Regions from separate parts of the Homo sapiens genome. Here all the other regions are linked to region 2. The links are chromatin loops, found by intact Hi-C in ENCODE. Cell type or tissue: endothelial cell of umbilical vein. All regions are shown on one strand. Each heading gives the region's core, and the rest is flanking DNA. Links, peaks and the distances in the headings are about the cores only.

What was found. Hi-C counts contacts between places; a loop is a spot of excess contacts. Peaks named below come from ENCODE experiments on the same cell type or tissue, not always from the same donor. Only the 100,000 strongest peaks of a DNase experiment are listed, where the experiment ranks them.
Region 1: a loop joins it to region 2, with 6 times the contacts of the local background. A loop is called at or near these places in 3 of 110 quality-filtered maps.
Region 3: a loop joins it to region 2, with 2.5 times the contacts of the local background. A loop is called at or near these places in 3 of 110 quality-filtered maps.
Region 4: it touches region 2 in a loop (2.7-fold over the local background); 3 of 110 quality-filtered maps call a loop at or near these places.

Annotation. Positions count from the first base shown.
Region 1 is chr4:98,519,071-98,527,160 of GRCh38, forward strand. All of the region lies in intron 1 of TSPAN5 (tetraspanin 5), which reads right to left. Among named protein-coding and RNA genes, the nearest start is that of TSPAN5, 140 kb to the right of the region's middle. In endothelial cell of umbilical vein, for the core only: no CTCF peak of the experiment used is centred there; DNase peaks (open chromatin) are centred at 3,731, 4,111 and 5,411; H3K27ac peaks cover 3,501 bases.
Region 2 is chr4:98,621,466-98,629,555 of GRCh38, forward strand. All of the region lies in intron 1 of TSPAN5 (tetraspanin 5), which reads right to left. Among named protein-coding and RNA genes, the nearest start is that of TSPAN5, 33 kb to the right of the region's middle. In endothelial cell of umbilical vein, for the core only: no CTCF peak of the experiment used is centred there; DNase peaks (open chromatin) are centred at 4,326, 5,036 and 6,576; H3K27ac peaks cover 3,274 bases.
Region 3 is chr4:98,502,793-98,510,882 of GRCh38, forward strand. It overlaps TSPAN5 (tetraspanin 5), which reads right to left. Exons shown (of 8, transcript NM_005723.4): 2 at 4,886-4,936. Among named protein-coding and RNA genes, the nearest start is that of TSPAN5, 150 kb to the right of the region's middle. In endothelial cell of umbilical vein, for the core only: a CTCF peak has its summit at 4,126 (motif pointing right); no DNase peak of the experiment used is centred there.
Region 4 is chr4:98,478,549-98,486,638 of GRCh38, forward strand. It overlaps TSPAN5 (tetraspanin 5), which reads right to left. Exons shown (of 8, transcript NM_005723.4): 4 at 3,457-3,627; 5 at 137-262. Among named protein-coding and RNA genes, the nearest start is that of TSPAN5, 180 kb to the right of the region's middle. In endothelial cell of umbilical vein, for the core only: no CTCF peak of the experiment used is centred there; a DNase peak (open chromatin) is centred at 4,833; H3K27ac peaks cover 1,117 bases.

The DNA.
Region 1 (8,090 bases), core at 1,643-6,642, 100 kb before region 2:
TAATTTGGTGAGAATGACATCAGCTGAAAAAGGAAGAGGCAGCCGCAGCAAGATGGAGACAGCAGATGAAAAGGCAGAGACTCTATGGACTCAGTGGCAGGAAGCAGCAGGGTACAAGGTTAAAATTATGGGCCTTTAGGTCCAGGTGCAATGGCTCAGTCTGTAGTCCCAGCACTTTGGGAGGCCAATGTGGGAGGATTGCTTGAGTCCAGGAGTTTGAGACCAGCCTGGGCAACACAGTGAATATAAAAAATAAATATGAAAATAAAATTAAAAAGATTAGCCGGGCATGGTGGTATGTGTCTGTGGTCACAGCTACTTGGGAGGCTGAGTGGGAGGATCGCTTGAGCCCAGGAGTTCAAGGTTACATTGAGGTATGATCACGTCACTGCATTCTAGCCTGAGTGAGACAGTGAGTCTGTTAGAAAGGAAAGGAAAGGAAAAACAAGAGGAAAGGCAAGGAAAAAAATGAATGGATGAAGGGGAATGTCCTGGGAGGTGAAGAAAAGAGTGCAGTCTAAGAAAACGTCCCAGTTTTTAGCTTAAACAACTTGGCAGGCTTTTGGTGTCATTTACAAAGTTAGGAATACTAGAAGTGGAGAATATTTGGAGAGAAATATCAGTTTTAGATTTCAGTTTTAGGCGTTATTACCAAGACAGATGTCAGACACTGATGTGGAAAGATTCTGACTCTTGCACAAGGAAATCTGGGGGCTGGACAGCAGTTGGCTCTAGAGTCAAACTTAGCTTAGCATTCAGGTTCCACCATTACTGGCTGTGTGACCTCAGACAAGTAATTTAACTTGTCAGTCCTCTACTTCTTCCTCTACAAAACACAGAGACAAGTGGAATCTATCTCGTGGGGTCATTGGGAAGACTAAATGAGATAACGCATGTGCTCAAATAACGTGCTTAAAGTGTGTGGCACATGAAAAGGTGCCTGGCATATGCCTGGCTCAATAAATAACTGACTGTGGTTATCATTAAGGCTACATATAGTCTGGAGGAAAGAGGATCAAGGCATTGTCTTAGAGAGCATGAAGATGTATGGGGCAGTGTACAGAGGGGACCAAAAGGGGAGATTCAGAAGAATTAGATAAAAGGGCAGCAGGAAACCAAGAAAGAGGTGCCACCAAAGCCCATAGAGCAATTACACATTAAGTAGGGGAAGGGGCCAGCTCTACTAAGCAAAGGGGTGGCAACAGTGGAGACTGTTTGTGTTCCGTTAAGTGAAAATTAAAACATAGAGCAACAAGAAAGCATTAAAAAAGTAACTTCCCTCAACTCAAATGAGTCCAGCATGACCACCAGACACTGGGCATTGTGTGGCTAGGTAAGATGAGTTGGGAGGCACGGAAACTGCCAAAAAGGAACTCAGGACTGGCCTGGGGGCACCTCTGTAATATCTGGAAATATCCGTTACCTTACGTAGGAGACAAAAGGGAGGCAGTGTTACACAATGTGTTCCAAAGACCATCAGACGGGGAGTCAGGAGCCCCCAGGTGTAGTGGCGAGCTGCAGAGTAACTGTGTGTGACCTTGGTCAAGTCACTGAATGATAGTCTCCTCAAGTGTAAATGGGTAATAACACCTGCTGCAATGTCACAAGACTGTGACTGTCAAACACAGGGAAGACATTTGGAAAAGAATATGTTGCATAGATACAGGATAAATTAAAATACCACCTTTTATCCATTTCTTAAAATAACAGAGATATAACGCTGCAGTTATGGCTGTGTCATCTGGTACCTGCACTGCCTTTAGAAGGCAGCACAGATTAGCCATTCATGGAATCGGTACTTATCTGGTGCCTATTTCCAGAAGAGTTTGTGTGGGGAGACAATTCTCACATCTACACTTTTTTGGGGGGCAGGGTGGGGGGGATAGAGTCTCGCTCTGTCGCCCAGGCTGGAGTGCAGTGGCGCAATCTCGGCTCACTGCAACCTCCACCTCCCCGGTTCAAGCGATTCTCCTGCCTCAGCCTCCTGAGTAGCTGGGATTACAGGTGCGTGCCACCACGCCTGGCTAATTTTTGTATTTTTAGTAGAGACAGGGTTTCACCATGTTGGTCAGGCGGGTCTTGAACTCCTGACTTCGTGATCCACCTGCCTCGGCTTCCCAAAGCACTGAGATTACAGGTGTGAGCCACCTTATCAGCAAGGCACTGACATTACAAGTGAGTCCTTCGTTACTATCTTTTCAAGAAAATTTGAACAGCAGATAGCCTTGAAAGATTCAGTGTTTCTTTACAGAGCAAGGGTCAGGGAGACTTACTGCCCATTATAAAAGATCGGAGTTCCCTAAGTTCAGGGTTCCTCTCCTAGAATACAACTCACTATGTATCACCTGGCCCTCTCTGCACCACCCTGTAAGAATTAGGGCTCAGGGAAAGTGTACAAAAATATTGATCCTCTGGTTCCTGGCATTGCTGTGATTAATAAAGTCCTATGTGTCTGCCCCAGCAGTGTGATGCCTTCTGCCAGGATTTGTGACACTGTGGCAGGATAACTTGTTTGCTGGCATGCAGGGTGAAATCTCAGACCCTTCACAGTCCTTGACACTCAGTGTTATTGTTCCACAGAAGAGTTTGGTGTCTTAGATTGTTCTCCAGCCCCCTGGCTTGCTTCAGCTTGCCCTGTGGGATGTCAGCACCATCAGAGCTGAGGAGGCTGCTGAGATATTAATAGCTATTTTTAAAACACTTATCACAAATGCTCTCTCTATGCCTATATATCTGTGTGTGTTTTTGAATTTTATTTTGTTTTTGTGGGTTCTGTTTTTTTTGTTTGTTTCACTGATGAAATCTTTCTTTTCTAAGAAACACAGGACATTTATACATTTAAAGAGAGGAAAAGTGACTGTTATTAAACAGATGTCTGTGCTACAGTCAATATATCATTCTTTCATTTTAAAGTGTTCTAATTTAACTGTAAATATTAAAAGTTCCTAAGAAATAACTCCATGTTTCAGGTACATTTTAGTAAACATCTTGCCTTTGAAATAATTGAAATGCCAGGAGAATGTAACTTCAAAGCTTCAGACATTGTACAGAATGAGCTGAATGGTGTTTCCTACACTTACACGCTCCCGTGGCCTATGTGCCCAACCCCCACATTAGGCAAATCCACTACAGAAAACTATACTCAGAGTACACTGACTTCTTGTTAGAATTCAGAAAGCTTCTTTAAAATGAAACCTGATTGATAACATTAGCAACAAAGTCATCCAAGAAGTCATCTCTGAGAACCTCAAGTCCACGCTGAAACAGGAAGTGAATTTTCTCCTGGTGGGCCTTTTGAAATAAACGCTCCATCTTAAAAATGCCAGGACCCTTCTTAATAGCTATCATAGAAGTTATACCTCCGATCAAATCAACCATTTACAAAAAGAATGATGACAGGTGCCTTCACTTCAAGCTCTGTTTTCATATTTCCATACCCATGTTTAAAATCCCCTTAATAGTTGCACTGAACTGACGTCATCTTTCTGATGCTTTATAAATTCAATCAAAACCTAAAACATCTTGAGAGATGAATGCAGGATGCATGGGGCATAATCAGGAGATCCCAATCCATTGATTATCATGTGAAAGAAGGCACAGAGGCAATTAGTCCTTTGTTGTGGATGACAAATAACCTCCACATAAAATGTTCTATACACTGAGGCATCTTTGATCCATCTTACTGGCTCAGTGACTCACAAAGGAGGAAGGAGGGGGGATGTCTGAAAACAAAAGGGCAGCCTGACGACACCATTTAGTTATTTATTCTGTATGTTCAGCTCAGTTTTTCCTCTTTCCAACTTTTCATGATACTATAAAAAGAAATGGAATGGATTCCTTTCAACCAAGAACATCAGCACTGCATACTAAGAAGTAAAGTACTGGCTTAACACAGAGCCCACAGAAGCCACCGAATATCATCCTCTCTCCTTAGTTAGGTATTTTTTACAAGGAAAATGGGTTTTGACAAATCATTCTTTTATATGTTCTTTTATATAAGACTTTAATGCACAGACTCTTGGAAATTAATTTACATATAAGACAAACTATTCACAGCTTCAGGAGAGAAGGCTGGGTTCTCAACAAGCACTGCCTTGGAAACTATCCATGTGTGTGCACTCTGGAATTTTCCTTTTCTGTTAGAATTGTTTGGAAGAGTCTCCTGATGAACAACAGCATGAGGGATGTGAATAAGCGTCCCTTATTTCCTCTGGTTTAAAGACATCCATAACTTTTTGTTCTCTGAATAAAAGTGGCATGACATTAAAGTGAGTTGAAGATATAAAAGCATGTGCTAGAGATCAGCAAGCTTCTAAAATGATTTACTAATTCAGATGAATATTAAAAAATCAACATGGAAATAAAAATTATGGTTTTTTTTTGAGACAGAGTCTCCGTCTGTTGCCCAGGCTGGAGTGCAGAGGCGCGTGCTCGGCTCACTGCAACCTCTGCCTCCCGGGTTCAAGTGATTCTTTTGCCTCAGCCTCTTGAATAGCTGGGATTACAGGTGTGCACCACCACACCTGGCTAATTTTTGTATTTTTTAGTAGAGACAAGGTTTCGCCATGTTGGCCAGGCTGGTCAACATGAACTCTTGGCCTCAAGTGATCCACCTGCCTCGGCCTCCCAAAGTGCTGGGATTACAGGCATAAGCCACCGTGCCCAGCTTTTATCTTTAAAAATTAAGAGGACTGCTAATTTCCTGAAGTTAAAACAGAAAGTATAAAGGGACCATACAAATTATAAATAGTGACACAGCCAAATGAGCCTGACCTCTGATGACAAACCTTGGTTCAAATCTGGGCCCCAGCATTTAATGGATGTGGCCTGGGCAAGCTGACACTCTCAATTTTCTCTCCCATAAATACAGACTATTGCCTAGCATTCACATAGCATTGATATGAGGATCAATGAGTTAAGGTATGTGTTTTATGTATAGTAGGCACTCAATAAACACACTATTATTGCCATTAAAAGTGTAATTAAAAAGTCTCTTACCTAAGCACAATATAAGGTCACTTTTCAGATAACAAAAAGAAACTATCACATCATCTGTGCATTATTCAGTTAATCTAGCAGATTTGTATCAGAACCGAAATAGCATATACTATGGGGAAAAAAGATTGCAAAGAGGACCTAAAATCCTTTTTTCCTTTTGCAAGAAACTTCTTTTCATTTTTGATACAAGATTTCATTTAAAGCTGTTTAACCAGAGAGGGTCGCCATGGGAAAGTAAACCGCTGACAGAATATATTAGGTTCACATTAATTTACAGTGGTAGCATAATGCTTATGAAAAATAAGCTGGCTGGAAGCCCACAGTTTGCCCTTGAGCCTCAGTCAGCAGGGAAGTTTTGTGCAATATGATTAGTAAATGAGGAGACCCTAGGTGATTAATTAGTGCTCCATGTCAATCCTATCAGACAGGCTTTCAGCCAGTAACGTAAATAAGCCACCTGATTTTAAACTTCCTCCTCTTAAAACTGACGTCCATGTGAGCATGACTTTGTCAAACACTTAAATATTGAAGGAAGATTTCCTCCAAATCTCCTTTAAGATAAATCCTGCTTCCTTTGACACACACTTTAGCTCTGGTAAATGGCAGACTAGATGGGAAAGAATCTAAATAAGGAAGCTTGTCTGAGAATTCTGAGTACTGAATTAACAAAACTCATTTCATAAGTCCCTATTAACTGTTCAATGCTCAAAAGAGAAAAATCTGACTATGAATAGATTTACTGCCTACACCTGTGTACCAGTCAGTAACTTTTCCCAGACTTTACTATGCAGTTATGTTTTTAAAAATCTTTTTACTGTGTGTCATTAAATTGTTAATGATCTGTTTTTTATCTATAATTTCCTAGATATTTCTGATATGTATTTTATCAAGGTATTGTCCCAAGAGAGATGTTTCTATGGCCAGGTCTGTTAGTTTACGTAGCTGCACAGTCACTTCTCTGGTATCTATTACTATTTCAGTCAAGCTTCTTAAATTAGATTTAAAAGGGAAAGAAACAGCTTTCCTAAATTAAATCAGTTCCTTTAAATGAGGTTGACCCTTGAGTAGGTAATTTGTGTAAACATAAAATGGGTCCTGCTCTTCCTAAAATCTTATCACTAGGTTCTCAAAACTGGGCTCCAAATGTGAGATGTGGTGTACAGCAGGTCTTCGAGAAATGTCATTTTGTTCAATGTCGTTTCCTTCAGTAACATTGATGAGAGGCCGGGGCCATTGTGCAGAGTTTGCACATTTGCCCCACGTCTGCATGGGTTTTCTTTGGGTACTCTGGTTTCCTCCCACATCCCAAAGATGTGTGCATTAGGTGAACCGAACTGAAGTGTCCACACGGTCCCTGTCTGAGTGAGTGTGGATGTGTGATGGAATGGTGTCCTGTCTAGGGTGGGTCCCTGCCTTGTGCCCTGATATGCCAGGACAGACTCCAGCCACTCTCAACCCTGAACTAAAATCATGGAATCATTGAGTAAATAATTATTTTGTTTTTATTAATCCTTTCTCTTGTTTTCGAGACAGAGTCTTGCTCTGTCCCCCAGGCTGGAGTGCAGTGGTGAGATCTCGGCTCACTGCAACCTCCACCTCCTGAGTTCTGTATATATAGCTCACATTTATTTCAATGTTTAATATTAAAAGTGTTTTGAATCTTTACTTAGTTTGCTGATGTTTTTGTGACCAGAAATATGTCCTAGCAACTTCAACTTTTGTCTGTATCAAGTAGCCTATGGTAAAATTAGATTTCTTATACATACATGTCATTTTGCTTAAAGTCACAGTTTCCAAATAGATGATCTTAAGTGAGGACTTACTGTATCTGTATAATTAAGATATAAGTATTCCATTCTTGTCTGTATACTATTTTCTCATTGTAGATGAAAGGCTCTATATGAATAAAATACTGCATATAAATATACTCACATATAGAATCTACAGATCACCGTGTACATACACAGAAACATCAAAGGTGTCCTAGGCTATAAAGTGCAGGTCTCATAGGCTAAAATCATTAACTGTTACATGCTGCAAAGGTCCAAGGTTTAAAGATATCAGGCTGGGTCTCATCAGAAAGGAGGCTGATTTTTGCTCAAACACCGTTAGAACTGAAAGGAACCTCTGAGGCCCAACAAAGTCAAGTCAGGAAACAGGAAAATTGAGAATCTCCATTTAGAAGCCAGAATACCAATCTCAACCTAATGTCATTCTTTTTCACATACACAAGAAATCCAAGGCAGGCCAGGTGAAAACATCTGAACTAGATAGTAGTCATGGCGAGAGGCAACCCGCTCCCAAGGGTAAACACACAAACTCTAATTCTACGGCTTTCAAATGTCAGCACAAAGGTAAGGAAGCATCCAAGACACCAGGCAATTTCCTAACAAATACCTCTGAGGGCTTCAGTGGGCAGGACATCTTGCTATGTTCACAGGTTGATAAATGATGGCACAATGGAGTTCATGCCCTGATGGTACTTATCATCTCACCATAGAGATAAGTTATGAATCAATAATGAACCTAAATGCCAATTTGCAGTAAATGCCATAAATGAGACTGAGAAAAAATAAGTTCAGAGAAGGCCACCAGATGCCAAGATGAGGGAAGATTTCATGAGGGGGTACAGGTCTCAAGGGGGGTGGAGGATAGAATTCTAAGAAATGGAGATGGAAGGCCTTCTAGACCACTGTTTTTTAAACAGGTTGCAACTTGCTTGATATCACAGTTTAATGGCCATTTTCTTCCTCAATGAAATGGAATAGAATGCTATAGCATGTGGCAAGATAAAGTACTATTTCATGAAGCTTTTTAGCCTCATGTAAATTGTATTGGTTGTTCTGCTTCATGAAAAATGAAGAGTGAGGTTTTGTATTTGGCTGGAAAATAAGAACTCAGTTATGAGGTGATTCCAAGGCAGCATCTAAAACATAGCATCAAAGAATCTGGATTTTGTACTGTTTTTTGCCTTTTTAAAGCTTTATTGACATCGACTGTGCTTAGTATCTCACACACATGATCTCACTTAATTGTAACCACCACTCTTTGAGTTGGGTATTATTACCTCCATTATAGAGGAGGCAAGTGAG
Region 2 (8,090 bases), core at 2,006-7,005:
CATACCATCCTCCTGCCTCAGCCTCCCGAGTAGCTGGGACTACAGGCAACCGCCACCACGTCCGGCTAATTTTTTTGTATTTTTAGTAGAGACGGGGTTTCACCATGTTCACCAGGATGCTCTCGATCTCCTGACCTCGTGATCCGCCCGCCTCAGGCTCCCAAAGTGCTAGGATAACAGGCGTGAGCCACTGCGCCCGGCCAGATGTCACCATTTTAAAGTGCACAGTTCAGTGGCTTTTAGTAAATTCACAATATAGTGCAGCCAGCACCACTATCTGATTGTAGAACATTTTCATATCCCAAAAGGAGACCTCATTCCCACCCCCCCCGCAGCCCCTGGCAACCATTAATCTGCTTTCTGTCTCTATGATTTTTGCCTATTCTGTACGTTTCATATAAATAGAAACATACAATATGTGGCCTTTTGTGTACGGCTTGTCACTTAGCATAATGTTTTCCACGTTCATCCATGTTGTAGCATGTATCATTACTTCATTCCTTTCTATACCATTGTATGGGTATACCACAATTTGTTTACCCATTCATCAGGGACAATTATCTGAGCTGTTTCTACTTTGGGGCTATTATGAGTAATGCTGCTATTGAACATTATGCACACTTTCTTTTTTTGAGACAGAGTCTCACTGTGTTGCCCAGGCTGGAATGCAGTGGCACGATCTTGGCTCACTGCAACCTCTGCCTCCCAGGTTCAAATGATTCTCGTGCCTCAGCCTCACAAGTAGCTGGGATTACAGGTGCCCACTACTATGCCTGGCTAATTTCTGTATTTTTCATAGAGACAAATTAGCCTGTTGCCCAGACTGGTCTCGAACTCCTGGCCTCAAGTGATCCACCCGCCTCAGATCCCCAAAGTGCTGGGATTACAGGCATAAACCACTGCATCCAGCCTCATGCACACATTTTATTTGAACACCTGTTTTCAATTCTTTTGGAAATGTATACCTAGGGGTAAAACTGATGAGTCATATGGTAATTCTTTAACTTTTTTGGGGGTCCACCAAAACACTTTCCACAGTGGTTGCGCCATTTTCATTCCCATCAGCAATGTCTGAGGGTTCTCTGGAGGGCTTCAAGCAAATGAGATATTGAGTTGTGCTTAGAAAAAAAGTCATAGAAACCAGCATTCATGAGAGAACATGAGTTCAGTTTTGAACCGATGGGTCTGACATGACTTTTAAAACATTCAAGAGGACATGTCAGGTAGGACAGTCAGTCTGAGGCTTAAAAATGAGGTCAGTCAGCTCTGGAGTTAAACTTTGAGACTCAGCAGGTCATGGGCATGGAAGAGATTCCATGAGAGAAAGTGCAAAGTATAGAAAAGAGGGGCTTCTGAACTTTTAGGAGCTCTGAAAATGAGTGGTGGGACAGAAGAAAACGTGTCTGCAGGAAGGAGTGTGATAAGCAGAATTTAACAAAATTATAATATTGGTGGACTAAGAGGAAGGAGACTGAGCAAAGACAAAAGAGACTCATCATTTTGTAATAAGAAACAGATTTGTAAATGGTCTAAATTGTGACATTTTAACAAAAAAGGATAAACACCATTTTACTTCTTTCTACATTTTTCCTTTTTAAAATTCCTTTCCTTTTTTAGGGGAGGGGAGGGTAGTGGTGGTGGAAAGGAAAGGTTTTAATTCCCTTAGTCTTATGTGTAAGAGGTTAAACTACTTGACCTGTTATCAGAACTGGTGAATAAATGCTTTTCAGACTGGACATCAAACCTATCTAATTTAAAATAGACCTCCCCCAAGGGAACTGCATGAAAAGAATCTGGTCATGTACTTAACAAGTTTCTATTGTTTCATCAAAGGGTCTGAAAGCTGGAGAAGACAGTTGGATGCCACTTCAAAGTATCACTAAGAAATCAACAACGATTAAAGCAGGAGAATCATAATTCCTCCACACACCCTCCCTGCTGACAAGAAGGTATTTAATTAGAGTCCAATCAAAAGATGAGAATCCTATGAATAAACCTGTAATAATATCCTCTGTCCCACTTCAAAATTATAGCTTAAATTATTTTGTTCCTCAAAAGCCATAGTTCCAGAGATTATAAAACTCTCTTTACATATCAATCACGAGTGTAGCTAATCCTTTCAAGTCTACAATGCAAATAATTAAATTTTAACTTTGTAATCATGAGAACAAAGGACTCTTGGGATTAAATAAACATTGCCTTTAGAAGAGTATAGGAAACAGTTTTAGCTCAGGCCGGTGGCCTTTTTGAGATACAACCCATCCCTTACTCCTTTGGTGGCTTTCAACATTAATACAAAATTGGGAAATTTAAAATTCACTGTAATTCATTACAGTGAGTTACTTTATTTGAAAACAACACATGCACACATACATATATACAATTCCATGTTTCCTCTGTATTCACGTACTTTGAAAAGTTCAATTTTATCCATTTACAGAAGAGGTGTCCTCCCAGAGTAAGTTTGGATATTAGTTATTTAAGGTAAGCCTATGTCAGGTGGAAATATGATTGATGTTAGGACCCTATAAATACCTTCTTTTGCTTTATATGAAACTATGAAATTGGTTCTAATTATATTACCAAATTGAATCATATTGAAAAAAAGTAATAAAATCATTGCATTAGTCACAATCAGCCACATTTGCTGGTATTCAGGCCTGGTATTTGACATATATGTTATTCCAAAGCCTTACAAAAACCCAAATAGAAGTTATTACCATCCCTGTTTTACAGACAAAAGTTCAGGGGCAGAAGATCCAAATCTTACCTTTAGAAACACAGAATTGAAATACAAACCTTTAAAAAAAAAAACAAACCACAACGCTAGGACTGCCTCTACCACACTATGCCTTCATGGAACTGTTATGAGAGCTTTTAGAACATTATTGCCAAGTACAGACTAAGTGCAGCATAATGATGAGGAGATAAAGTCAAGAATGAAAGTAATGGTTTCCCAGAGGAAAAAAAAATACGTATTAACATAAGTAACATTTCATTACTAAGAGCTCCATAAGAAGTTACTTGATTTAATCTAGGTTGGGTTTTTCTGTGTTTTTTGTTTGTTTGTTTTGTAGAGGAGGTGTAAAATTTTAGATACGGAGTGATACTCTGTTGTAAAAGCAAGAGCAAAAATTTTACAAAACACTGCTTCCCCACAGTACATAAGAAAAAGTCTTCTCAATGTCCCTGTCCCTAGTTCAGAGAATCAGTATGACGATAGTACTTGGAGAACTATAAGAGCAGTAACTTACATTAATTAGTAGTTAATGGGGTAGAGCCACAAACATTAACTTATTCATTAATTCTCAACATACTTCCCTGAAGCAAGTCTGAGCTTCTCTTTGATAGAGGGAAAGAAAGTCAATGTTACATAAGTGATGGCAGCCTACTTCCAGGAAGTGATCATAAATACACAAGACTAACGCCACACTTAAGACTTTAGATTCCTCCTATACAGAGAGGCATTAATGAACGTATTTTTAGACACAACCAATCCCAAAAAAACCATCATTGAAAATTTGTAGGATTCCAAAAGGCAAAATACGATTTGAAAGCACTGAAACATAATAATGATAATAACAACAACAATAATAGGAAAGGGAGGAGGAGAAAAAGCTAATAATTGTTGAGTGCTTATAATACACCAGACAATTCTGTAAGAGCCCTATGGGCAGTAGTTATTTATGCCTAGTGTTCCATTACTGGAACGCTAAGCATGTGGGAGTTTTTTATACCCTTCTGCTCAAGGTGGTTGCCAAGGTCTGATTGCAAAAATTCAAAAAATTGCAACCTCAGACATAAATGGATTAACTCTCAATCCTTACAATGAGCTTGTGAAGCAGGTATTATTTCCCGCTTATAAGGAAATGAAGGTGATGTGAGTTGCCCAGTCACACTGATAGTTCCGAGCAGAATTTGGAGCCACTTTGGTTCCAAAGCCCATGAAACTGACCAAGATTTTACCCAGTTAATCAAGGTAAGACTTATTTTCATGTTCAACTCAAGATTACCCATGCAAGATTGACGTTACTTCACCAAAGAGAAAAAACAAAAGTCTGTTATGTTTTGCCCTTTACATATTTCCAGGGCCAGAGGGCCAAACCCCTTCCTTCCTGTGAACCTCTGGTGCAATGAAATGTCAAGCCAGATCTGGTCCACTCTAAAATACGACTCACTTGCTATTACTATCTTTAAATGGCTTCATCCGACCTACTCCCTGAAACCAATTTCCTCTTGAATACATTTAATTGCTTCTTTATGAATGAACCCTATTAGTAGCATTTATTCATTCCTTCTGAAAACCACGTTTAAAAGCAAGAAAATAGTATGTCAGAGTAGTATGTTTATTTCATCAAATACACATCTTCTCTTGGAAAAAAAAAAATCACTTTGCTTATTAGATCTTTCTGTGCCAGGTAAGTTTTAAGAGAAAATTTATACTACCACATATTTTTAAGTTGAGTACTATGTTTATGAGAAATAAAGCAATGAGTGGAAACACTTCATAACTAAGTATCTCTAAAGGATTTTCCATAAACCAATTATTCACTCATTCCTCACTTGTTACTATATTTATCAACATCAACATGTTGTTCAAGGACCATCCACATGAGAATCACCTGGGGCTGGCTGTTGACAACACAGGTGAGATCTAATGAATGCTGGTTTCCCAGTGAAGAAATCTGCATCACTCACGAACAGCCCAGGTACATGCTGGTTTCCCAGTGAAGAAATCTGCATCACTCACGAACAGCCCAGGTACATCTTATGTATTCTAAAGGTTGAAGACCACTGAGTCCCCTTTATGTGCTAATAGGACAAACAGATACACAAAGGGCTTATCATAACCTCCCATAATTGATCTTAAATTGATCTCTCTGCTTCTAACCTTGACCCCATCCCTACATACCTGCTTATTCCGTAAACAACAAAAGGATTTTTAAGGCATAAGTCAGATCATGTAACTTCTCTGCTCAAAATTCCCCCAGAGTTTCTCATCTCCCTCAGTGGCAACAAGCCTAGAATAATCTCCCTGCTCTGCCTTTCTGACTCATTTCCTACCACTCTCCTCTCCCCTCCTGCTTGGCTCCAGCCACCAGACCGCCTCCTCCTCACCCCTGGCCCACCTGGTGCAGCAGAACCTTCACCCCTACAGGCTCCCTCTGCCGGGACCGCTTTCCTGCAGCTAGCCCCACAGCCTGTTCCTTCCCTTCCTTGGGGTTCCTGCTCCACAATCACTAGTGTGGGAGGCCTTCCCTGGCCACTTTATCAAGAACCTGCCCATCCCTTTTCCTGCCTGATTCGATCCTCTTTAGCGTTTATCACTATCTAATGATCTAATGTACTTGCTGTTTTACTTATTTTTTCTTGTTGGTTATCTGTTACCCTCCACTAAAATGTAAGCTTCATGAGAGCAGGTTTTTTTTTTTTTTTTTTTTTTGGTCTGCTTTGTTCTTAAATGTATCCCATTTGGCACGTAATAGACATCAAAAAATATTTACTGGCTAAAAGGATGAATGAATATCATCAATGCTCCAAAAAAGGGTACTTGATTAATGAAGCATTGTAAGAGAGAGCAACCAGCTTGGGGTAGGGGGCAGAGCGCCTAGCTCTCCTCGTGGCAGGTAACACTAGTGGGGTTTTCAAGGAAGGACAGAAAACATCTCCTAAGAAAAGGAAGGACATTCTACACATCAGCTGGCCTGTAATTAAAAGTGTCAGTGTCATGAAAGATGAAGGAAGAATGAAGAATGCTTCTAGAATGAAGGAGACTGGAAAGATATGACAGCTGGGTATGAGTGATCCTGAACCGGATCCTTTTGCTATAAAGGACGTTACTGGGATAACTGGAGAAAACTGAAGGGATTTTATCAGTGAAGGTTTATAGGAGTTCTTATTTTAGTATTTTTGCCATTTTCCTGTAAGTGTGAAGTTGTTTCAAAAGGAAAAAAAAAACACAAAAGGAACCAGAATAACACGAGTAAATGCAATGCATCAAATGATCTGTGAATAAAATGCCCACTGAATAAAACAGGGAAAAACAACAACTATTTCTTCCAAATGTTCCTATTTCCCTTACTCCCCCATTCCTCCATGAAAAACTTTGGGCCTGTATCATCTTGGCTTAGAGTCAGCCAAATACGGTCATTCTTCTTTAAGTATAAATGCAAATAAACCCCCTGGATTTCAGTGGGAACACAGCATGCAGCAGAACATTTGTGTGTATAAACTCTGTAGTAAATGACATCTCTCTTCTCCCTACAGAGTAGAAGCTTGATCTCCATGAATTGCTGTAACTCAAAACATACTTTTTACACAAAAATAATGATGGGGTTGAAAATAGAAAAAGTAAATCTTTGGACTGGACTGCTGTTGTGAGCCAAAGAGAATGATTAAATATAAAACAAGAGGGAAAAAAACAACAGCACTAGGTTATAAAAGAACAGATTGACATAGATTTTTTGAAACTGGAAGTTACAGGCAACATGCCTAGAATTTAGATAACAGTATTAAGGACTGAACACTCATCCAAACATCTACAGCTCCCCTGACAGGTCAAATTCCATTACAACAAACACCAGTGCAATAATAATCTGAGTAATCCAAAGCATTCCTGGTTAACGACCTCCTTAACTCAAGCAGTATGCAATATCTAACACCATTCCCCATTTTAAACACAAAAGTACAAACGTAAATACAGCAAGTGATTGTTCACTGTACAAAAGGACTCATCAGAAGTCTCCATAATAAGGTATAAGGGTTTTTTTCAACATCTAGACTAGTGTTTGTGGGGCCATTTTTTAAATACAGAAAAAAAAATTAACTTACATGCAACTTTTGAAGGACATGTCTAGATACAGTGGACCCAAAATGTTAACAGCAACTGAAAGCAAGCACAAGTTTAACATGACAACAGGAGCATCTATAGATTGACTCATGTACCTCCCAAGTCCCCTACTTTCCTCTGTAATGTGGGGTACACCACACTGCCTGGTATTGGTTTAATTTGAATTTTCTTCCAAATTATTAAAGTTGACAAATTCTCATTTTTTAAATATGAAGTTCCAGCCTCTCCTGGAAAATGGTTAGATCTGGCAACACAGGTACAGATTCCTGGGTCAACCAACAGCTAATGGAAACCAGCTCCCTGATAGGCATGGCAGAAGCATTGCTGACCCCTTTACCACACTCCCCATCACTCCCTATTGCATTCCCAGCACCCTTAATGGCTTATTTTCTGCCTGGTCCTTCTAAGCATAGGAATCTGCAACACCAGCTTTTAAAACAACTAAAACAAACAAACAAAAATTACTACTCAACTTGCTGATATATCAAAACTGAGCTGTATCATACATTGTCCTATGATACATTGTACATTGCAGAGAGAAGGCATGCTAAGTTAATATTATGGATAAATTACTTTAAGATTTCTCTAAATGACATTCTCACAAGCATCCCTGGCAAAAGGCAACATCTATAATCTTTAACTGAAAACACTTTGCTTTGGAAATGGGAATGCTTTGAATGTACCTTAGCTTATCAAAGCATAAATTTACTTGTTTTTAAATGAGTTCAAAACTAGCCATCATAGTTATTTATGTATATGTTACTGCAATTAAATAAAAAGGAAAAAATGCTTATAAACACACACATATTATCCTGAAACAGAAACAATAAGCATAATTACTCTAAAGTGGCAAAGAATGGATAATTTGTCTATGAACTATTTCACAGTCTTTGAGTTGTACTGTGTATTACACATAACCAGAATATCTTCAGTCTCAAAAAGACTATTTCTGAGCACACAACCAAGATTGCAGGCAAGTCACACAACCCCTCTGTGCCTCGATGTCCTCATCAGAATAATGTGAAAAATAATAGTGCAGACATCTTAAAGGGTTACTGGGAGGATTAAATGAGCTGATACATACAAACAGCACTTATAACACTGCCTACCACTATTGCCCAACCTTGTATCAATCGACACACTAGCCTAAAATGCTGATAAATTACGTTCTCCTAATGCAAACATTCTCATCTCTGCTCTGGTTTGCAGAATGAAGCAGTCTCCTGGTCTTTTATCCAAA
Region 3 (8,090 bases), core at 1,858-6,857, 120 kb before region 2:
CTAGTGACATGTCATTGGGCTCTGTCCTTGGCCTGCTCAACAGCATGTCACTGGCTTTTATCAATGATAACTAAACTTGACTGCAGTCACAACAATCTAGTAGGCCTGTTAAAATAGAGCATCGCAGTGTCTATCCTGGACCTACTGAATCAGAATTTTCCCAGGTGGCATGGTGGGGCAAAAGGACAGTCTGCCTTAGCAGAAGGAATAGAGGGAGGAGGTTGATCAAAATGTATAGCTGAAATCAAGCTGGGCGGAATGGGGAAGATGCTAGATAGAGGCTCTGGAGTGATCTCAGCAGGTGGACAGGTGGGCTGAAATATCACTGTGTCATTGTGGAATCCTGCAACTGCCTATGAAAATCAGCCATAGGTGAGGTGGATGGGGTAACCAGTTGGGTCTGCAACCTACTTGGGACTCTCAGTGAGCTGCAGACACCGTGATCTACAGTGGATCCCAAGCTAGATTGATGAGGGGAGAAAGGACGCAATCCAGCCACACTCTCTACAGCCCCTAAAGCTTCCTCTCCATGGTGCAGAAAAGACACCAGAGCGGGGCCAGATGAGCACCAACAAAATGGACAAGGGGCTCCAGCCCACATCCTGTGAGGACCACCTAGAGAGAAGCAGATGTTTAGCCTGGAAACTCAGAAGGAACCAGGCCCTCACCCTGACATACCTCCCGGGCTAACATGTGGAAAGACTTATTCTGTGGGATCCAACAGGGTAGATCCAGAATCAATGAGTGAAAACTAGTGGGACATGATTCTAATTCGGTGGAATGAAGGTCTTTCCAACAGGAAGGGCAACCTAAAGAGACAGAAATGCTGAGCACTTTGCTGTGGGAACCATTAAACATATATACACCCCTAAGTAGCATTTATTGCAGTGTATTATTTTAGGTATATGCACACACCCTTCCTACAACTGGATAAACTCCATGAAGACTGAAACTAGGTCACTTCATCCACATTTCCCTAGAATTCAGCACAAGCCCTGCCCATGCTATGTGCTCAATAAATGTTATCTGAATGAATGAGTTGACTGTCACTGGATGTTGTCAAGGGTGTTGTGGAGGTGATTCATGTCACATAATTGTTAATGTTCCTTCCAAACAGCAGATCCTATGATCTCTGAACAATTGCACATAAATCAGCTTCCCTTGGAGACACTCATCCTTTGCATTTTTACAGTTGATTTAAAACTCAGACAAAATGAATTCTTTAAATTATTATGTCTAATGTTGAACTGCAATATTAGCCCTAGGTTTAAAACTCAGACTGATATTAAGTATGGGGTAATCATTTTTGCTTTCAATGCTTCTGTACTTCACATGAATATGCTGAAAGTCCTATCTGCTAAGAAAATGTGTTTCTTCCAGTGGAAATCTCATCCTTCCAGCTATGATCCAGTTTGGGGATTTACCCTCCAGGCCTCTTACAAGTAAATGTCGCCACATCTGGGTCTAGGGGATGTACTGATTCATGGGCTGATGGTGTCAGCTCAGCAGGTGCAGTGTTCACCACACTGTCTACCAGGCTGGGGTTCACCTTGAAAACTTACTCCAGCAGAGGCCTGGCCGAACTCAGAAATTAACCCAAAGGGCTTTGAGAGAGCAGTCTCTGCAGTTACCAAGGAGATCAACACACTTCACATCCTCCTCAAGAGACCACAAAACAAACCCAATTCTCTGGTCCATGGATTGGAGCCTGAAACTCTCCTAAAATTTGAGGCTGCCTTTCAAAACTACCTTTGTGCTCTTGCCCCATATTAAGAGTGGACAGCCTATGGTCATGTGTCCAGGGGAGGGAGCCATGTCTCCAGTGGGCATCTGCCTTAGAGCAGACACTGTGCTGAGGGAGGTCTCATTTAATCTTCACAACAATTCTATAAGGTGAGAACAGTATACCTATTGCCAAACAAGGAAATGGCATCTCAGAGAAGTTAACTCAGTTGGCCAACATCACACAGATGAGATGTGTGTATTCCACACATGTCAAATACTGGAGGAGCCAGTATTTGAACTCAGGTCTGTTTACCCCTGTCTTAGTCGGCTGTATAACACTGATCATAAACTGGGTGACTTAAACAACAAACATCTACTTCTCATAGTTCTGGATGCTGGGAAGTCCATGATCAAGGCGCCAAGATTTGGTGTCCAGTGAGGGCTTTCTTCCTGGCTATGTCCTTACCTGGCAGACAGAGAAATAATCTCTCTTGTCTCTTCTGTTATCAGAAGGGCATTAATAACCCTATTCATGATGGCTCTGCCCTCATGACCTAATTACCTCCCCGCCAAAGCTTCACCTCCAAATATCATTACATTGGGGATGAGGGCCTCAGCATATGAATTTGGCAGGGTGGGGAGACACAAATATTCAGTCCATAGCAAAGCCACAAAGCTGTGCTCTTTTCCCACCCAGCAACCAGAGTGATCTTAAAAAAAAAGTCATATTAGACTTTTCAAAATGCTCCAGTGGCTTCCCCTTGTACCTAGAATATATCCAAACTTCTTGCAGGACTCTGCCCAGTCTGGCCTCTACCTGGCAACACAACCCACCTCTTCTTGTCCTTGCTTTCTCCCTTCTAGGCCTACTGGCCTTCTTGTTGTTCCCTGGAGTCACCAAAGTCCCTGCCTCAGGGCCACTGCACTTGCTCTTCCCTCTTCCTAGAATGTTCTTCCCCCATACCCTGCAGATCCTTCTTCCTTCATCCAGGTCTCTGCTCCCATGCCACCTCCTTAGAGAGGCTGTTGGCAACTACTTCATCTAAAAGAGACTCCTTTTCCCACCACTCTCTAACTTGATGTTTCCTGCCAGAACTTACCAGTATCTGGACAAACATACTTGGGCAGTAACTGCTTCTCATTGGTGACCCACCAGAATGCAAGCTCCATGAGGCATGGACTCTGCATCCCTCATTGTCGTATTCCCCACACTCAGGCCCCAGACACATGGCCAGCACTCACCAAACTGGGCTGGTGCACGGCTAACACCCGCTTCACCCTCTGCTGCCTCTATTTGTTCCCTGCTTATGGAGTTCTGCTACATGGAGCTGGGTGACCTTGGCCAGGTTAACTTCGGATCTCAAGAGAAATCTTGATGGTGGCCCTTACAAAAAAGGAACTGCTATTTCATCCCTCCCTAAAGACCGCATCAACCCCTTGCTCTGATATTTGTATGACACTGCCAGTTTTAGAAGTTTGTGATTTTATCAGAGAAGAGACATTTGAGGCAACTGATGAAACAAAAAGATAATTATATTTCATAAAGAGAAAATTAAAAAACTTCAAAATTACCAACTGCTGTTTATTGCTAGAACAGATAATTAGTTCATTTAATGCCTTCCAGCATTTTTTCAAAGCAGATAGAAATGGACTCTTATTAAAGGAGTTATAAAAAGCTGTGTTATCTGGCATCTAACCAACTTCCCAGATTCCACAAATTTCCAAGTTCACAATAGGCTTGAGGCAAAAGTTAACCATAATCCAAGACAAGATCAACCGATATTCAATGTAAAAGTTTCTAGAGATGAAATTATCTCTGTTTTGGGAACTTAATTTGTCTCCCCTCATACATAATCACTGCCCTGCCTCAAAACTCCAGGTAGCCTCAGTTACTCTTGTTGCTAAAAAGTAGTTTGTTTTCCATAAAACATTTTACATTCTGTAGAAGAATTTTGTAAATAAATACAGGATGGTTCATTTGCAAAACTCAGGATTTGCTTTGAGTTTTGTTTTATATGGTCTGTCTGAACATTGTTTTAGTTGTGGAAATGCCTACTGGCCTCTGAGGGGCTTTTGTTGACTGGACCTTCCCAGTTTTTCTCTCCTTTCTTAATGCATTTACCACTTCAAAGGAACTCTCAGCTTCAGGCCAGGGTCAGGCTAGAGGGTGAAACACCTACGGGATCAAAGAATGGTCTTCTGGGAAATTTTAAGCTAGATTTTAGTTTATGGCAGCTTTTAACCATTCTATACATCCCCTTGTCCTTACGTGGGAGATAATAAAGCTTTTGTGTATAGCCAGATACAAGGATAGATGAAATGCTGCAGGTGATTTCACTTGCAAAGAAGGAAGGAAAAAAGCTGGGAGGAGGGGGCGGGTGTTTATATTCACTGTTGAATTCCACTGGTGGCCTCAGTAGGGGGAGCTGTAGAGAAAAATTAGAAGGTGCGATGGGAAGGAGAGGTGTGGACACAGGGGGTGTCTGCATGAGTGCGTTGCTTAGAGCAGAAACTGCCCAGAACATTGTATCTTCACTGTCACATAGATTACTCTGTATTTCCAGATTTTCCTTTTATTATACTGTATTTGATCATAAACTGAATATTTCTTAATACTTGCCACCAGCAGCCAAACATTCCCATTATTTACATTAATGATGAGTGTATTTGATACTCAAACATGAAGTTATATCCCACTTCCTTCAATCCACATGCTAATAGTTGTTTACCACATAACACACTAAAAAAAATCGTTTTTATCTTGAGTTATCTTCCAAAGAGTTGAAGAAAAAAAGCAGAAGAGAAAAAAAGGCTACAGGTGGTTTAGTGATATTTATAATCATTACTGGAATTCTTGTGCCTGAGTGAGAAAATATCCCATAGGAACATCGATCTTTGGCTAACTGATCAAATTCCAAGGTATATTCTCTGTTGAGCACGTGTATTGTTACTTCAGTAATTATTTTGATGCAGTCATCAATTTAGGCACAATTCCTAAAGTGTCTTTGAGAGTATGACATTAATCTTCCACCAACACTTTTTCTTGTTAAAGAGCCATGTTTATACTCTGTGGTTGTCAAAGAGAAAGGGGGATAATACATAATATGATGTGCAGCCTCTAACAACCACGATGTGTGCATTGTCATGATATTCAACTTACTTTTTCATTCCATGCCCACAGTCCAATTCCAAGAAATGTTATTCCCAAAAACTGAAAAAGAAAGAAAGCAGTGTAAATATAAGGGAAAATGCCGCTAATATAAAGAAGAAACTTTTCAATCAATTCTTTTGTCACTTTACCTGGCTGGGAAATAGCTTTTCCTAAAGTGTGAGCACTTATCTTTACCAGGAAAATAAATACCATAATCCCCCTACTTAAAATTTTTACAGCATTAAGAAGGGCTGGAGACACACAGTTGGTTAGAAGTCATTCAGATTATGAAGAGTAATAATTAGGTAGAATCCTGAGTACACTGAAATTATCAATAACATTTAATATGCTGCCTTTTAGGGTAGGGGAGGAAACGGATTCCCCATGGATCTGAGGCCTGTGGTCACTAGAAAATGGATAAGCAGAGGCATTAACTTAGAGGAACTGGGATCTTCTCTTCAGTATTGAGCCATTACAAATGGGCCAGGTCAGCGAGGGGCATGTAGAGCCTTGGATGTCCCTCTTTGATCATGCCTTCCAAAGGTAACAAGAATCTTATCAATGTAACCCAAAGAAAATTCCTAAGTTCTGTTTTCAGAAACTTCGATTGTGTAAATTTTAGTTCAGAGGACCTCCCACCACCCTTCTTGGTTTTGACTCAGTTCCACAACTTCATGCATACACAGAGTATACAACACATGGGACTGAGTTACGCATTCAGCCCTAAGGCAGAGGCACATCTCATACATACCCACAAATCTCACCGTTCTGTCAATTAGCTGTGTTGAGGACTGGGGGAATGCCAGGAGAGGAACAGGTGATAACCAGGAGGGCTTTCCATTTTACTGTTTTTCTTTTTTTTTTTTTTTTTTTTGAGATGGGGTTTTACTCTCTCACACAGGCTGGAGTGCAGTGGCTCAATCACAGTTCACTGCAGCCTCAACTACCCAGGCTTAACCGAGCCTCCTGCCTCAGCCTTCCAAGTAGCTGGGACCATAGGCGCATGCCACCATGCCTGGCTAATTTTTCAATTATTTGTAGAGACAAGGCCTCACTATATTGCCCAGGCTAGTCTCACACTACTGGGCTCAAGCAATCCTCCCGCCTCGGCCTCTCAAAATGCTGAGATTATAGGTGTGAGCCACCACTCCCGGACTAGGGCTTTCCATTTTAATTAATTCTCACTGTATTCCATCTGCTATAAGATACATATATTTTCCCCACATTTGAACACATCTGAAATTGGGATGTATCTTAAAATCCATGGTATCTCATAATTTTTTCCCCCTTGATATAGAAAACAATGGAGTGTTTTGTAACTGGGGCGACACAGACTTGATGACACATTGTACAGAGCTGTCCACCCACTAAAAATCCAATGATCAGGACTGTGTGTAATTGGCCATGAGTAAAGATATGCTTCATCTTTATTATCAATAGCAACTCTCAATTTCCTTTCCAAACACTGAAAAGAGACAAGAAGTTTCAGTGTGATGGCAGCACACCGTTTATTTTACTAACATCTTGATTAAGTTAATGTGAGGAAAGTGGTCCACTGAGAGGGGTATGCAGAGAAAAAAATGAGTGAGAGTGGTTATTTTTTACAGTTCCAGGGAAATCCGAGACCTGCCCACTGGGCAAGGGCTTCACTGTTCTCAGCAGGGAGTTCCTGATACTTTGTAAGCAATCACTAATAAATCCAAACGGGACTTGGACAGATGGCAGGAGCAGAAAGAAAAGGGGACTGACAAAAGACAATTAGCTGCTCCGAAAACATAGTGGTGTTTTTAAAAAGCAGACCTTCCCGAAGCTCTCGACACTCATCTGACATTGAAGCAAGACAACACACAATACATTCTGAGCCCTATACAGAAAATCATGTCCTTGATTTGGCAAGAACTGAAGACCCCTTTCTTCCTACCCCTTGCTCTTATAGGGGACTCCTTGGAAAGTGTTCAGAAAGATTTCTCGTTTTACTATCCCAACTGAAAAACCGTGCTCAGCCCTGGTCAGAGAGCTATTTCATTTTACATTTCAGATCCAAAACAAGTGAATCTCCAAAAGACTCAAAGGTACTTAGGACTCTGTAGCACAAAAGTAAAACAATTCAGCATGTTACTCTCATATTTATAGGTGCTGGGCAAAAGAGAACGACCACTGACAAGTGAGTGTACAGGCTCCCATGAGACCTAGGAAGCACAGAAGCACAGAGTTAAGGCTTTGACTTCAACCCATTGACATCAAACACAACCCAGTGAAATGGCTGACTTTCCAATGCTGAAGCTCCTCATGGACAAATGTTTGGTTATTTTCCCTGACGCAGTATTCACTGTCCCTCCTGCTGCTGATGGTGTGGACATGTTCCTGCCGAAGGCCTCTGCTTGATCGCTAAGATTTGTTTTTATTACTTTCCAGGCATCATGCTTAGTGCTTTGTGTGCAATGTCTCTTTAAAGCTTCACAACAATTTTACTCTGAAATAGGCGCTCTTATTATCCCCTTTTTAGGAAAGAGGAAAATGAGGTTTAGAGAGTTTAAATAACTTGCTCAGAGGCACATAGCTTCTAAGCAGAGGAGCAGAGACTTGAACAAGAGAAATACATGTTCTTAGCAGTCCTGATAAATTCCCCTTTGCTCCCATGATATAAAAAGTTGAGGCATTCAGGCTGGAATTACATGGTACATGATCAGCATATCATATATTCCTCCCCCAGCAAGCAAAGGGGTGTGGAAAAGGTAAAGAGAGATAAAAACCTTGCCTTCACATAAGAACTGGCTGTGGAACAGAAATTCCCCACTTTGGTGTCCACAATGGAGTTAAGCAAAAGAACAGAGAAATTCAATGGTGGGTCCACATTCTCCTTTTTAAATAAAGTTTTCGTCTCTCCTCTTGGCACTTTGAGACAACTTTTTTCATTCACGAGCCATATAAATAGCTTGGAAACCAATGGTTTTCCATAAAGAGGAGAGAGAAAAAAAGTAGGGATTTAAAGAAGACTCACAGACAATTTCCTTTATAATCTTGCTCCCATATTTCCTGCTTTGACTGTGACTTTCCAAACAAGGGTTTAAGAACTGGGAAAGAACACAATTTGAAGTTAAGGGAAACACTCAATACCTAAGCAAGCAAGTGGTGCAAGCCTGGGCCTCAACTTGATACATACCTTCAGTGCTACATCACTAGCAAATGTCCTCCCAATTATTCTCAGACCATA
Region 4 (8,090 bases), core at 1,817-6,816, 140 kb before region 2:
ATAACCCCCTACAGGAGCTACAAATACGAGTAACCAGGTAAGAAGAGGGTTCAACCAAAAAATCACTCTGCTCGTCCCATGCACACTCTCGGCATGATGTACAGAGTAGGCCAATAGTTCGCTGGCATTCACTTACTGCGGGATCTTTAGTGCAGCAGGAGAATGGAACGCCACATCGCTCTCGACTTGCATTGGAATCTGTGCAATTGAAGTAAATATTTAGGTTCCAATCATCAGCTCCAAAAGCCCCACAGCACTGCCACTAGAGCAAACAGGAAAGAATTAGAACATCCCAACTTGGAGGCAAGCAGTCACCTACACTCACACCCGCCGAACGACACCAGCTTCTGCCAGCTCTGACCTTCTTTTCTGTCCTAGACTTTATTTTTAAGCCAAACTGAACCTAAATGGCCCATATAAAATCTTCCAAATTAATTAGGGCTGAAGGTTTGTAGGGATGTGTTGGCACGTGATTTAAACAACTGATGAGACCTGTGGTGTTAGGTGGAAGAAGGGCAGAGCAGCTGTACAGCAGGGCTCAGTTAGAACAAGATCTGTTTGGCTTGGGCACGTCATTCTAGAAGGAGAAACAAGAACATTCTAGAAGGGTAAATAAGACACTAACGACAGTGGTAGTGACTGAAGGAGGCAACTGGGGTTATGGGTGGGCTAACTATAGCTTACTTTTTCAAAGTTTTGATCTCTACATTCTAATAGTTTTTTTAAAGATCTGTTTTGTTTTATGGAGCGCAGGGAGACCCCCTGAAACTATTGCTATGGAATAAAAGATGAAATGCTCCTGATTACTGGAAATACAAAATTGCATGCAGGATTGTGTAAAGACAATGCCAGGTTGGACTGCCAGAATGAGCCAACAGTGCGTGATGTGCTTCCCCCTGCAGAGAGCCTATGAATGGACGTGCAGTCAGGGAGGTTTCACATCACCAAGATTCCTATCCCAGAAAAGCAGATGTTCATAGCTCTGGGAATAGAATGCGACCTTTGTGGAGAGCCTATAAACAGACACATGAGGGGCACCTGTCCATATGTATAAGACAGGGCTATAAATGCCCTCATCTTGCCACGGCTCTTCTAGACCTCTTTAGGGTTAAGGCATACTCCCTTCTGAGAATTTCTGGTCTAACTGGTTGTGTAGCTTCACGTCCTGTTTCTATGGATTGTTTGTAACTGGCTTTTGCTGCAACTGTTACTGCTGACTAATATCTTGCTAATCATAGGTTGTGGAAAGACTGTGTTTCTGTTTTAAGGCTCTGTTAGAAATTACTGAAGCACACACTATATTGTAAATTCTTATCCCTGTATACTGTACTTTTGCATACAGATGTTATGTTAAAGAATTACTTCATCCCCATGTGACCATCTCACCTCATAATCAAATGACCTAAATCCCTCACTAACCTACCCCCACCCTCACTAAACTTAATAATAAATTCTGGTATATCCAGTGCATTGTTGGCACTGCGTGACCAGAAGGCGGTGACCCCCCTGGACCCAGCTTTCACTATCTTGTGTGTGTCTATTATTTCTCGACCTGCCGATCCGCCTGGGAACAGAGAGATCCCTGTTGCATTGCAGGCTGCTGGCCAGATCCCGCAATAATGGAGGTATAACTGACATACAATAAATTGCACATTTTAAAGTATACAATTTGATAAATTTTGACATCTGTATACATCACAAAAATGTCACCACAATCAATGGATATATAGTTGATATATCCATTACCACCAAAAATTTTAGAGGTTAACTTTTCATCATATTTGTTTCTACTCTGAGTTTGTTTAAAAACAAGTGCATGTGTTTTACATTTTCAACTTTAAAAAGTCAGTCTTCCAATTAAAATATATTAAAACAAGCGGTTAAATTCAGTGGTTCTTAAATGGGGCCGGAGTCAAAGGCTACTACACAAGCCCCTTCCTCACTTCCCTGGGATGCACTTTCTCTACTTCTCTGAGTTAAATAAATATCAAGTCTCAACCATTTGAAGACCTTCCGGACCAACAGCTACTTCTAAACATTACATTCCATGATGCAAAAAGAAAATCACATGAAACTGTAGTATTTCCGTTTAAAGCACACAGCATCCCAAGACAACATGGTCCTTCCAGGGCTTGGGTCATGCATTTCGAGGTGTGTCCACAAAGCTCCATCAATGTGTCATGCAAACTAGTCAGGAATAATGCCAGGAAAGGGATTATTAGGGAGCCTGCACCCATTAGGACCTAATAAAACAGTGAAGTCGGCTGAGGACATGAATCAGGGCTTAATTTCCCACTTAAGGGGCAGCTTACTCCAGGACGAAATGTTGCTGCCACTGAACAAAACCACATAACCCTGCTCAGTCCTGAGTGCCTAAGGAAGGGGATGGCCTCCCTCATAAAGAGTGTCAACATGGCTGCTGCCTCCCTTCATCACAGGCAGACAACTATCCAACCCCAAGAAGGCTACCGTTCACTGGGCTTCTGCTTGCCCTCCGGTCCTGCCATATACATGAATGCCACAGACACCGCTGTCCAAGTCCAAGCTCAGCCTACCCGACTTTTCAGTGCAGGTATATAAAGACCTGCAAGTTTGTAGGACCCTAACACCTTAGCCTAATATAAAAACATGTATGTCTCATTAGTGTCATAATATCCCTGTGAGTTAGACAGTAGCTAGTATTATTTCCATTTTGCTATTGGGGAAATAGGTCAAGGTCCTGTGAGCCCAGGGTCCCTTATCAGATTTTGGCACTAGACCTGTGTCTTTTGGTCCCTTGCATTCTGAGTGAAACGGGACATCTGCTGCTTTGCTGGCACTGAAAGAGCCATTTCACAGGCATGCTCAGAGACGGGAGGGAGTGGCCTGGACTCCAATGCTCAGGGATAGGAGAGAGTGGCCCGGATTCCACTGCACAGATTCTTCACTTGTTAGAAGCCACTAGGACTTAGGAGTTTCTAAGCTTTTGCTTTTAACTGCATGTGCAATAATAATATTTGGATAGGCACATTTTAGGAACTTTGTGGCAAATTATTCTGTTGATAAGTAGATTATTATGAGCTGTGAAATATCAAGGATTACCAAAAAAGGGGGCAAGGGATAAGAAAGAATCCATATTTAATAACCAAAGAAAACTTTAAACCCGGAGCAAAACAATGTTCCTCAAATGCAAATAGGAAAGGACAGCCATGATTATAACGTTTTGCTCAAGCATTTTCTTCTTTGTTCCTCTAACTTAACAGAAGTTGAAACAAGTGAAAATAGGAAATTTCCATTTAGAATACAAATCCTGTAAGTCACAGAGCAAGTCGGAAAATAATAAACAAACAAACAAACACCCATGCAGAATAGTCAGGTAGTTTCCAGCTGGCAGATGCAGAAACCAGGAGGGATGAAATTCACTGGGGTCATCGTTCAGAGAACTTTCAACTTGAAAACAAACCACTTTAAACTTACATATTCCTGGGTGAAGTCTATGAGGTTTTGCAAATCAATGTCATCCCGATATGCTCTGATGTTGTTGTTTATAAAGAAATACAGCTGGTCTTTGATCCAGTCTTTGAAAACAAATGCTAGAACTCCGGCAGTGAGCTCCAGGAAGAAAATAATTCCCAGGAACACAGAAAACTAAGATAAAAGACACATACACAGAGAACAGTTATAAGGGCTATTTTGATCATATATAGCTAAATGGTTCCTCTCTAAACAGGTTTGTAATTACATTGGATTGTTACACATCTCCAAAGCAGATAATCTTCAGTTTCTGCTGATTCATTAATAGAATATTACACTCCAAGAAAGGACTTTTAAAAATCATTTTATAATCACATTTTAGGGTCTCTAGTGTTCCATTTGATAATTAACCAACAAAGCCCATAAGCAAACATGGATAATAAGGATTTCTCATTAGACCCACATTAAGGCCTAATTAATTTCTCATGATTAATGTACTGCCAGATGCTTGTAACAATGACCTGCCCCTATCTCTAGTAAGCTTCTGTAACTTGAAAGATAGATTATTCCAATATTTTAAGATCGCCTGTCACTTGTTACTGTGGCCTTGATTCTCTATGCAATATATTCCTTTTATGGATTCAGACACCATTTTAATTCTCTTTTGCACCTGCTATACAGGGTAAAATAACAGATGTGTTCATCTTAGATGAAGGGGTCAAAGAGGAAGTAGTGGGGTGGGCAGTGACCGCGAAATGAAAGTTATTTCCCATCATAAAAACAAAATGAAACCCCTGAGTTGAGGGCTTTCCTGGGAATGCTAGCTGTGCTTGCCTTCCTCTAGGAAGCATGGGCCCCAGCAACATTTTAAGTGACATCAAAATGCAGCCAAGGGGAGACTTCCGCTTAATGTAGACAACAGGGGTTTTAAAAGAGGGGCTCAAGACCATGAGGCAACGTGGTAACTGCCCGTAACTCTGGAGAAATTCCCCTTCCATCTAGAAGACTCAGAAGAGTCTCAGCTTAGTCATATCGACTTACTGCTCACGCCCACTGTTTTTTCCACCTCCTACCATCCTGTATTCTTAACCTTCTCAAACTTTGTTGTTAAAATAGATTATGAGAAATGAGCTGTGAAGGACCAGAGGGTACAGTGCGGGTAAATTTCTGGTGACAACAGCAGAGAGGGTGACATGGGCCACAACTGCTGGGCAGAGGTCCTGAAGGCCACATGCAGAAGAACAGTGAGCAGCTGAGGAGGCAGGGGGTGCTCAGGTGGTCTGCGGTTCTATCTTCAGCAAGCAGACAAGGAGCTGCCAGCCAAGAGAAAAATGTATTGGGGAGGGGTGCAAAGGAAACAGCAGTTACTCATTAAAAGAACAAAAGACAAACAATGTTTATTCATTCAGCAAACATCTACTGAATGACCCACAATGAGTCAGGCCCTGAGGTAGGTGGGCTTTGCAGAAACAAGGATGAGTAAGAACAAGGGGTATCCTTGCCTTCGAAGATGTCCCAGTCTTATGTGATTAGGGAGGCTAGGCAGGGAGTGGGTATCTGCAGACATTAGATGTCTGTAGATCTGGCAGTATTTGTCTAGGGTGCCAAGTACTGCTCTGTGAGGGTGGGCACGGGAGGAGGAGTGGAAGGTGGAAATAAGTGTTTGGCAAAGTTTTTGGACTCCCAGGTTAAGGCCCCAATTCTAGACCCTCCAGCTCAGCCCTTCAGGTTTCCCTAGAGTTCCTGATTATATATCCTTCAGGAATTCGCCAGAAATGGAATTTAAACAGTTCTTAATTATCATCAGTGATGCCAATAATTTCAATTTAAACTTTCCCCAATCTAGAAAAATGAACAGAAAAAATATCACACCACTTCTGCTCAATGCCTACCCTACAGTGTAAATAACGCCCTGCCCTGTATTAGGCCCCACCTTAAGCATGTAAATATGAATTATGAATTATCACAGTACAGAAATGACAAAATTATAGCTAGCATGCATGAGCATACACAGGAAACACCAAGTCAGGGAAAGATTTTAATTCAGTTTTTGTTCTCACCTCCATAAAAGTTAAGTGCATTTTCCAGTTCCCCTGGTAAATTTTCTCTTCATGTTACATATTATACATACCAAAAATTGAGTCCAAATTCAATTCATATAAAATATTTGGCAGATACCTACATGCCCCAAGCCCTGTTGAGCTAATTTCCTCTATTTCCAAAGGTGCAGACACTGACTCACAGGCTTCACCCTAGAGCCTCGGTCAACCAAGAAGGTCTATTTCCATTTTGCAGTATCTTAGTTCCTAGATTTTCCCTCAGCAAGTCTCCTAGGGGAATCAGATCTTTAGAGCTATTTGGAGTCCTGTGGACGTTTACTTACTACTTATCTCATACCTTCTGTTCGAAGATTATTCCAGGCAAGTTTTTATTGTTTGTCCTAAATGGAGAGAGGCCATTTAAGATATTTTCCAAGTCTTAAAAGCCAAGAAACAACACAATTCTCTTCATTTCCAACATGAGACTTTATAAATTAAGGTGCTGATTTAGAGAAATGTGTAGTTTTCTGCCTGTTCAGTTAACACTGGACTCTTCAACTGTAAGAAATGATAAACTATATTAAAGGGGCCACCACTATAAATGAAACTATATTAAAGTAAATCACAATTAAGGGGACTGAGCAGGTGCAGTGGCTCATGCCTGTAATCCCAGCATTCTGGGAGGCTGAGCAAGGTGGATCACTTGAGGTCCGGAGTTCAAGACCAGCCTGGCCAACATGGTGAAACCCCATCTTTACTTAAAAAAAAAAAATACAATTCAGAGGATCCCAGCCAGGTATGGTGGCTCACGCCTGTAATCCCAGCACTTTGGGAGGCTGAGGCGGGTGGATCACCTGAGGTCGGGAGTTTGAGACCAGCCTGGCCAACATGGTGAAACCCCATCTCTACTAAAAATGAAAAAATTAGCCAGGCACGGTGGTAGGCTCCTGTAATCCCAGCTACCCGGGAGGCTGAGGCAGGAGAATCGCTTGAATCCAGGAGGCAGAGGTTGCAGTGAGCCGAGATCACACCATTGCACTCCAGCCTGGGCAACAAGAGTGAAACTCCATCTAAAAAAAAAAAAAAAAGGATCCCACATTTTGGGGCATGGAGGCCGAAACTGATGAAATAGTGGCAACAGATGAGTATGACCAGGACCCAATCAGGCTACAGGAAAGCTGGCAAGGTGAGCTGAGCACTGGAGCACTGAGATGCCTCAAGCCAAGAAGACTGGCAGGTTGGCAGGTGGCAATCAGGGACAGAGCTCTCCTGGGGGCTCCCCAGGTTTCTGACTAGGTGAAGAATGAAGCATTTGGTTGTGTGTGTATGAGAGAGGGAGGGAGAGAGAGAGAGACACTGTGTGTGTGTGTGTGGCAAAGGAAGGATCTGGCAGATAAGGCAGATGGAGTCTTAGGAAACTAGCTACAGCCACTGTGGTCCCATGTATCCACAAGAGAGAACCAGCTGCTTGTGAACTTATCTGTAAGACCAGGTACCCCTCGGTTCTCCTTGTTAGAATAAGTCATGCTAATTTTCAGGTTAAATAGCCTCCAAAAACTTCTCCGAGACAGAGCTGCTCAGAAATGGGCTGCCCTGGGTGGGGCACACCGTGTACCCTCTTCTCAGGGATGTTTAAGAAAAGACGCTGGAGGATGATGTGGCAGAAATGCTGGGGAAGAGAATCACACATTACATGACTATTGGGCTACTTCTTGGATATGCTTTTTTTTTTTTTTTTTTTTTTTAATGAGAATGTCCCTGGATGATGATGTGTCAACAAAAGTTGGGAATAACTGTGGTAACAGGAAATATTACACTACAACTGTTCTCTAGAAATCTCCACCATCCCCATCCTTCCTCAGCAAATGAAGGTGGGTGCTTTGGATCCTTTCTCTGTTCTTAGAAAGGGGAATGGATGCTTCGTATAGAGAGCTATGATTCAGACGCCCATCAGAGTGCCAAGCTCCATGCTGACAGGCACATTTGGCTACATTCAACAACCCTATATAAGATACATAAACGGCACATGCCATTTTCTTCTCCTTTGAAACGAGTCTCCAACGCAAAGGCTTTCACTTTTCATTCTCTATTTTAACTTTAAATACCAGTGAACCCCCTGGTGAAACCTCTCCTCTACAAACATTCACTCAGACAGTGATCACGCCAACCGCACCACATCTAAAAATTACAAAGGAGAACTTTGTACCAGCTAAGGACAAAGAAGCTTTACCTTTTACTGTTTCTCCATATTTAGCAAAACCTACTGCTTAACAGATTTAATCTGGACAGGCCACAGTCACTGTGCTTTTGCCTGGTTTCTCCAAACCAACAGCCTGCACAGCTCCCCACTTACTATGTGCATTAAAACGGTGGGAAGGAATCACTTAGAAGAAAATATATATATATACCTACCTTAGTCCTAAAGATATCTTAGGGAATGGAATCCAAGTCTGTGATATATATGCACAAAACCTCCATGGATGGCATGGTGGGGTGGTGGGGGTGGTGTTGTACTTATTAAGGAGGCACAACTGGGAATCAGGGCTAGAGAGCTCTCTCAAAAGAAAATAATGACCTGGGCCCTACTTTGGCCAGTGC